Regions from separate parts of the Mus musculus genome. Here region 2 is linked to region 1. The links are chromatin loops, found by intact Hi-C in ENCODE. Cell type or tissue: heart. All regions are shown on one strand. Each heading gives the region's core, and the rest is flanking DNA. Links, peaks and the distances in the headings are about the cores only. Region 1 has its middle 1.9 kb from the start of Apol7c. Region 2 holds the start of Apol7a (apolipoprotein L 7a).

Region 1 (2,915 bases), core at 174-2,673:
GCTCTGAACCTTGAACCACTAAGTATCACAGTCTCTCAGTATAATAGGCTTCTAGTCCTTGGTAGGCCCTCAGATCTTAGCACAGCTGACTCCATGTTGGAAGTACCATTAGGCCATAAATCTCAGCATATACACAGCACCACATACAAAAACAAAAACAAAGACCTAGTCCTTCAAAGTCCGTAGTTCTGAGAAATTATCTAGATGTAACCTGCCCTTTGTCTTCTATAATACCATTTCTGGTTAAGTGTTCTCCTTAATTGAATTGTGTCAACCCAGAATATGGTTTGGGGGGTTAACAGTTCAACCTGAGAAAAGTGCCAGCCTACGCTGGGATTCTGAACACTGTTGTAGTTGCTGGCTGGCACAATAAATATTTTCTATTGTGTCTAATCCATGTGTGGTGGTTTGAATATGCTTAGGCCATGAAGTGACACTCTTAAGAGGTGTGACCTTACTAGAGGAAGTGTGTCATATTGGGAGTGGGGCTTTGAGACCCTTCTCCTAGCTCCCTGGAAAGCGCTGTTCTTTTTGCCTTCAGAACAAGATGTAGAACTCTCTGCTTCTCCAGCACCATGGCTGCCTGGATGCTGCCATGGGACTTGCCATGATGTTAATGGACTGAACCTCAGAACCAGGAAACCAGTTTGAATTAAATGCTGTCCTTTATAAGAGTTGCCTTGGTTATGGTGTCTCTTTACAGCAGTGGAAACCCTAAATAAGAAAGACGTTGGTACTGAAAGATCCTGACAGGATGTAAAAGTTCACAGAAGCCCTGAAATTGGCAAAATAGATTTCATTGTTAGCAGAATTAGCTTCACTGATTTAGAAAAATAGAGGTGTGCAATGCTCTGGCCGCTCCTTGAACCTGTGTGTCTGCCAATGTTTTGACCATTCCTTGAACCCATGTGTGTACCCACTGATGAAGCCCATTGCCAGTGTTTGTGATATTGGTTGTTGAGAAAGAGTCAGAAAATCTCCCCAGCAACCACAGCCAGGCCAATCCGGAGTTGCTACACCTGAACCAGACTCTTTCCTTGTACCCCTCCCAAACCCATGTTTTGAGAATAGACATTGTTTAGATCTGGAAATCCCCTACTCCCTCCTTCTCCGTTCCCCCCTGAGGGCCTATAAAAACTGGGACCCCTTTCCCCTTGGGGTCGACTCCTCTACCCCTGCATGGGACACCAGTGGTCCCCAGAGCTCTGGATCCTGTGGTTTACATCAAGCTTGGTCTCTCCTGAGTTCTTGGGGGTCTGCTATTATCCCAAGACTTGAGTGAGGGTCTCCCTTCGGGGGTCTTTCAGTACCAGAGGTAGGGCATTGCTGTGCTAAGCCTGACTTTGTTTTTGTTTGGTACAATGTGGATTTGGGGGCTTTGGATGTGGAATGCCATGGAATGCTTTAAGTGGGACTTAATGGGCCATCCCAGTAGGAATATGGAAGCCATAGGTGCTGAGGACAATTTGAACTCTGGAGCTTGTCCTTATGGTATGTTGCTGCTTTTTGCCCTTATCTTAAGAATCTGACTAAATCGAAGGTAAAGAGATTTTGGCTAATTGCATGGACAAAGGAAGTCTCAGAAAAGAACAACATAGACTCTGGTTTATGCTCATGAAGTGCAGTCTGATTGAGTGTAGCAAGCTTAGAAAGGAAAAAATGCAACATGTATGGTGTATGTAATAAAAGCAAACCAGGAAGTGCAATGGAGCTAAGTCCTGTGTTTGAGGAGATAAACAGACTAAGGCAGTGGTGACTTCAGGGCAAGATCCCACCCGGGTAAGCTTATTGTTTATGTCTTTGCCATTGAACAATGAATAGTTATATCATGTTAGATGTTGTTTTTGCTTAGTTATAATATTCAATTGGACTTTTATCTGGAGTGAACTACACTCCAGAAACAGAGGACACATTTTGATCTGGATCCTGAGGAATAGTGTCCATGACAAGCTTAGGTCCCAGCATGGTGGTGCATGCCTTTAATCCCAGGAGAAGGAGGTAAGCAGATTTCTGAGTTCAAGGTCAGTCTACAGAGCAAGTTCCAGGACAGCCAGGCTTAGGCTGTGACAAAGCTGGAAAACAGAAAGCTGTAATAGAACAAGTGGGGGTGGGTGGGAGGGTCTGTGTTTCAGCTCCAGCAAGTAGCAGAACTCAGCAACTTCAGCCATGTGGCTCTGGTTTTAGAGTCAAGAATAGAAGGGACTACTGGGACTATTGATGGTGGTTAGCTGGAGCTAAGAAATTAGTGGTGGTTAAGAACAGACCAGCATCATTGAGGTGAAATCTGGGTAGTGTTTTCTGAGAGCACAAAGAAGCTGTGTTTCAGAGATATCCAAGATTGTTCCTCAGCCTGCAGCTGGACTTGGTATTGTATAAGAATTACCCAGGTGTCACTGGTTTTGACGGCATGAAGGGGTCATGAAGAGCAGCTGAGGCTTCCATGGTGAGAGGCCAGGGGGGCCATTGGTGAAGGTGTAGCCTCAGTCGCAGTTAATGGTCCAGGGCTGAAGAGGTCATGCAAAGAAGTGGAAGGCTGGCAGCATGAAGAGAACCTATGAGAGGCTTTTGGTGAAACTTAGTTGCAGCAGAAGACCCCTGTGTACTGAAGATGCCAGTACTGTGGGATTATCACCAAGAACAGCAGCAGCAGTGGAGTGGATCAACCAGAGCTTAGAGTGCTACAGAGGGCAGAGCTGGAGAAGTGATGCCCAGACCTTTGGAGAAGCCCAGAAGATCGTGTGTGGATCTCACACATTGGAACAAAAAGTTGTAATGTTTGAGTTACCTTGCATACCCTGAGTTTTTAGAGATGTCAGAGCTATGGGAAATCTGCCAAAGAAAGCTACTAAGTGGGAGTGGAATCAGCCCAGGGGAAAAAAATCTGTTGTTGTTGAATGCCAGCTCTGCCCACAGCA
Region 2 (2,915 bases), core at 169-2,668, 140 kb before region 1:
ACCACACCCTCCTTGCTTCTGTGATATCCTTGTCCCATCAGACCCTGGAGTCCTGCCTGGTCCCTGCCGGGCCGTGGGCTGCCCTGGACTCCTGCTTGTCTCCATGACTCCTGGACCTTATCATATGTAAATACTAATGCAGAGAATGTCCTCATTCCTGTCAGTGCCTGCATTTGAGATTAACCTTATGCTATTTGTATAAGTAGATAACTGGGTTAAAGGACGTTCACATCTAAACACAGGCCGTGTGTGAGAGTGTTCACTCCTTGTTCTCACCAGTGATCAGGTGATTTTGCAGAGGGGTGGACCTCATAAAAACAGAAACAGAAACTGCACTGAGATTGCCTTGGGAGCTAAGGAAGAAGGAAAGAAACTGCGGTTAGCAGTATAGGGAAAAGGCGCCAGCCCCTCCTCCTGGGACCTGACTAAACGGAGAATGAATGTACGTGTTGCTATGGTGAGAGCTGAAGACAGTGGTGACTCAGTCTCAGAACCACTCTCCACCCTTCTAACCCATAACTCCCTTTTCTTGCCAAAGCTCTCCAAGTGTCCATGTAGCCTCGTCTGGCCTCACACGCACTGTGTAGGTTGAGAGAATCTTGAACTCCTAATCTTAGGCCTGCACCACCCAAGTGCCAGGATAGCAGCCGTGTCCCCCGACCCCCACCCCCTCGCTCAAGCTTTCCCATACTCACATGAAGTCAAAAGATGATAGGAAGAGAATCTTTTAAGAAACGGAAGAACAGGTCAGAGTCTGAGACATGGCATGTGTTCTGAAGTCCCCTCCCCAAAGGGAAACCAAAGTCAGCTCCTGAGGCCCAGACTCCTGTTCAATGCTGCTAACAGGGACTTGGGACTTTAGGGGACAGGGGTGGAGTCATCTCATCAGTAAAAAAAAGAAAATCATATAAATACAAAGATGCACTTTAAAGCTCACCCAGTGGCCAAAGAATTTACATGTTGGGAAGATGTCTATTGATCCTGCTCTTGGGGCACATCTCTGCTGTAGCTGTCAGGTTGCAGGATGTGGAGTTTTATAGGACAGTCACAACACCCTGCCAGGCCTGTCGGATGCCCAGGTGGGGCCACACATCCATATCTCAAGCAGGCAGCAGAGTGAGCAGAGGAAACCTTGTGCAGGGGTCTGAGGCGAAGCTCAGACTAGCTCGCTTGTAAGGCCAGAGTGGGGTAGGGGGAACTGACCATCTGTCCTCATCAGGGTTCTCTAGAGCAACAGAGCTTACAGAAGGCGCCTCTCTCTGTATATAGAATCTCTGTATATAGAGTTAATATAGATTCATGAATTAGAATGACTCACAGACTCTGGTTTAGCTAGTCCAACAAAGGCTGTCTACGCATGGCAGGTTGGAGACTCCCGTAGCTGCTCAGTCCACAGGGCTGGATGTCTCAGCTGGTTTTTAGTACACTCTGGAATCCTAGTGCCATTGTAGAAACGGACTTGCTAGTGAGGTGCGGCAAGCCGGCAAGAGCAAAAGCTTCCTTCTTCCAGTCTTTATGTAAGCTTCCAGCAGGTGTGGCCCAGATTAGAGGCTGGCCTTACCTTCTCAGTTGGTCTGTCCTAACAGCCATCATAGCACCGAAACAGAGTCCACAGCACACATGGGTGCTGCGCCACCTAGAGGCAAAAACTGTTAGGACACAAAAACTTTTGGAAATGTGTGTAATGAACTTTGAAATACACAGCTGTATGGAGCTAAGTGTGATCGGGAACTGTGTGCGTGCCTGCGTATAGGTTCACTGTGTTAGCATGTTGTTTAAACTGGTTCAAGGAATACCGAATGGCTGAGAAGCACCTGAAAAAATGTTCAACATCCTTAATCATCAGGGAAATGCAAATCAAAACAACCCTGAGATTCCACCTCACACCAGTCAGAATGGCTAAGATCAAAAATTCAGGTGACAGCAGATGCTGGCGAGGATGTGAAGAAAGAGGAACACTCCTCCATTGTTGGTGGAATTGCAAGCTTGTACAACCACTCTGGAAATCAGTCTGGCGGTTCCTCAGAAAATTGGACATAGTACTACTGGAGGATCCCGAAATACCTCTCCTGGGCATATATCCAGAAGATGTTCCAACCGGTAAGAAGGACACATGCTCTTCTATGTTCATAGCAGCCTTATTTATAATAGCCAGAAGCTGGAAAGAACCCAGATGCCCCTCAACAGAGGAATGGATACAGAAAATGTGGTACATTTATACAATGGAATACTACTCAGCTATTAAAAAGAATAAATTTATGAAATTCCTAGGCAAATGGATGGACCTAGAGGGCATCATCCTGAGTGAGGTAACCCAATCACAAAGGAACTCACACAATATGTACTCACTGATAAGTGGATATTAGCCCAGAAACTTAGGATACCCAAGATATAAGATACAATTTGCTAAATGCATGAAACTCAAGAACAACGAAGACCAAAGTGTGGACACTTTGCCCCTTCTTAGAATTGGGAACAAAACACCCATGGAAGGAGTTACAGAGACAAAGTTTGGAGCTGTGACAAAAGGATGGACCATCTAGAGACTGCCATATCTGGGGATCCATCCCATAATCAGCTTCCAAACGCTGACACCATTGCATACACTAGCAAGATTTTGTTGAAAGGACCCATATATAGCTGTCTCTTCTGAGACTATGCCAGGGCCTAGCAAACACAGAAGTGGATGCTCACAGTCAGCTATTGGATGGATCACAGGGCCCCCAATGGAGGAGCTAGAGAAAGTACCCAAGGAGCTAAAGGGGTCTGCAACCCTATAGGTGGAACAACAATATGAACTAATCAGTACCCCCAGAGCTCTTGACTTTAGCTGCATATGTATCAGAAGATGGCCTAGTTGGCCATCAGTGGAAAGAGAGGCCCATTGGTCATGCAAACTTTATATGCCTCAGTAC

The links. Peaks named below come from ENCODE experiments on the same cell type or tissue, not always from the same donor. Only the 100,000 strongest peaks of a DNase experiment are listed, where the experiment ranks them.
Region 2: a loop joins it to region 1, with 2.4 times the contacts of the local background. A loop is called at or near these places in 2 of 42 quality-filtered maps.

What each region holds. Positions count from the first base shown.
Region 1 is chr15:77,533,744-77,536,658 of GRCm38, forward strand. No RefSeq gene overlaps it. Among named protein-coding and RNA genes, the nearest start is that of Apol7c, 1.9 kb to the left of the region's middle. In heart, for the core only: no CTCF peak of the experiment used is centred there; no DNase peak of the experiment used is centred there.
Region 2 is chr15:77,397,620-77,400,534 of GRCm38, forward strand. It overlaps Apol7a (apolipoprotein L 7a), which reads right to left and starts at 1,491. Exons shown (of 5, transcript NM_001164640.1): 1 at 1,319-1,491. In heart, for the core only: a CTCF peak has its summit at 1,651 (motif pointing left); no DNase peak of the experiment used is centred there.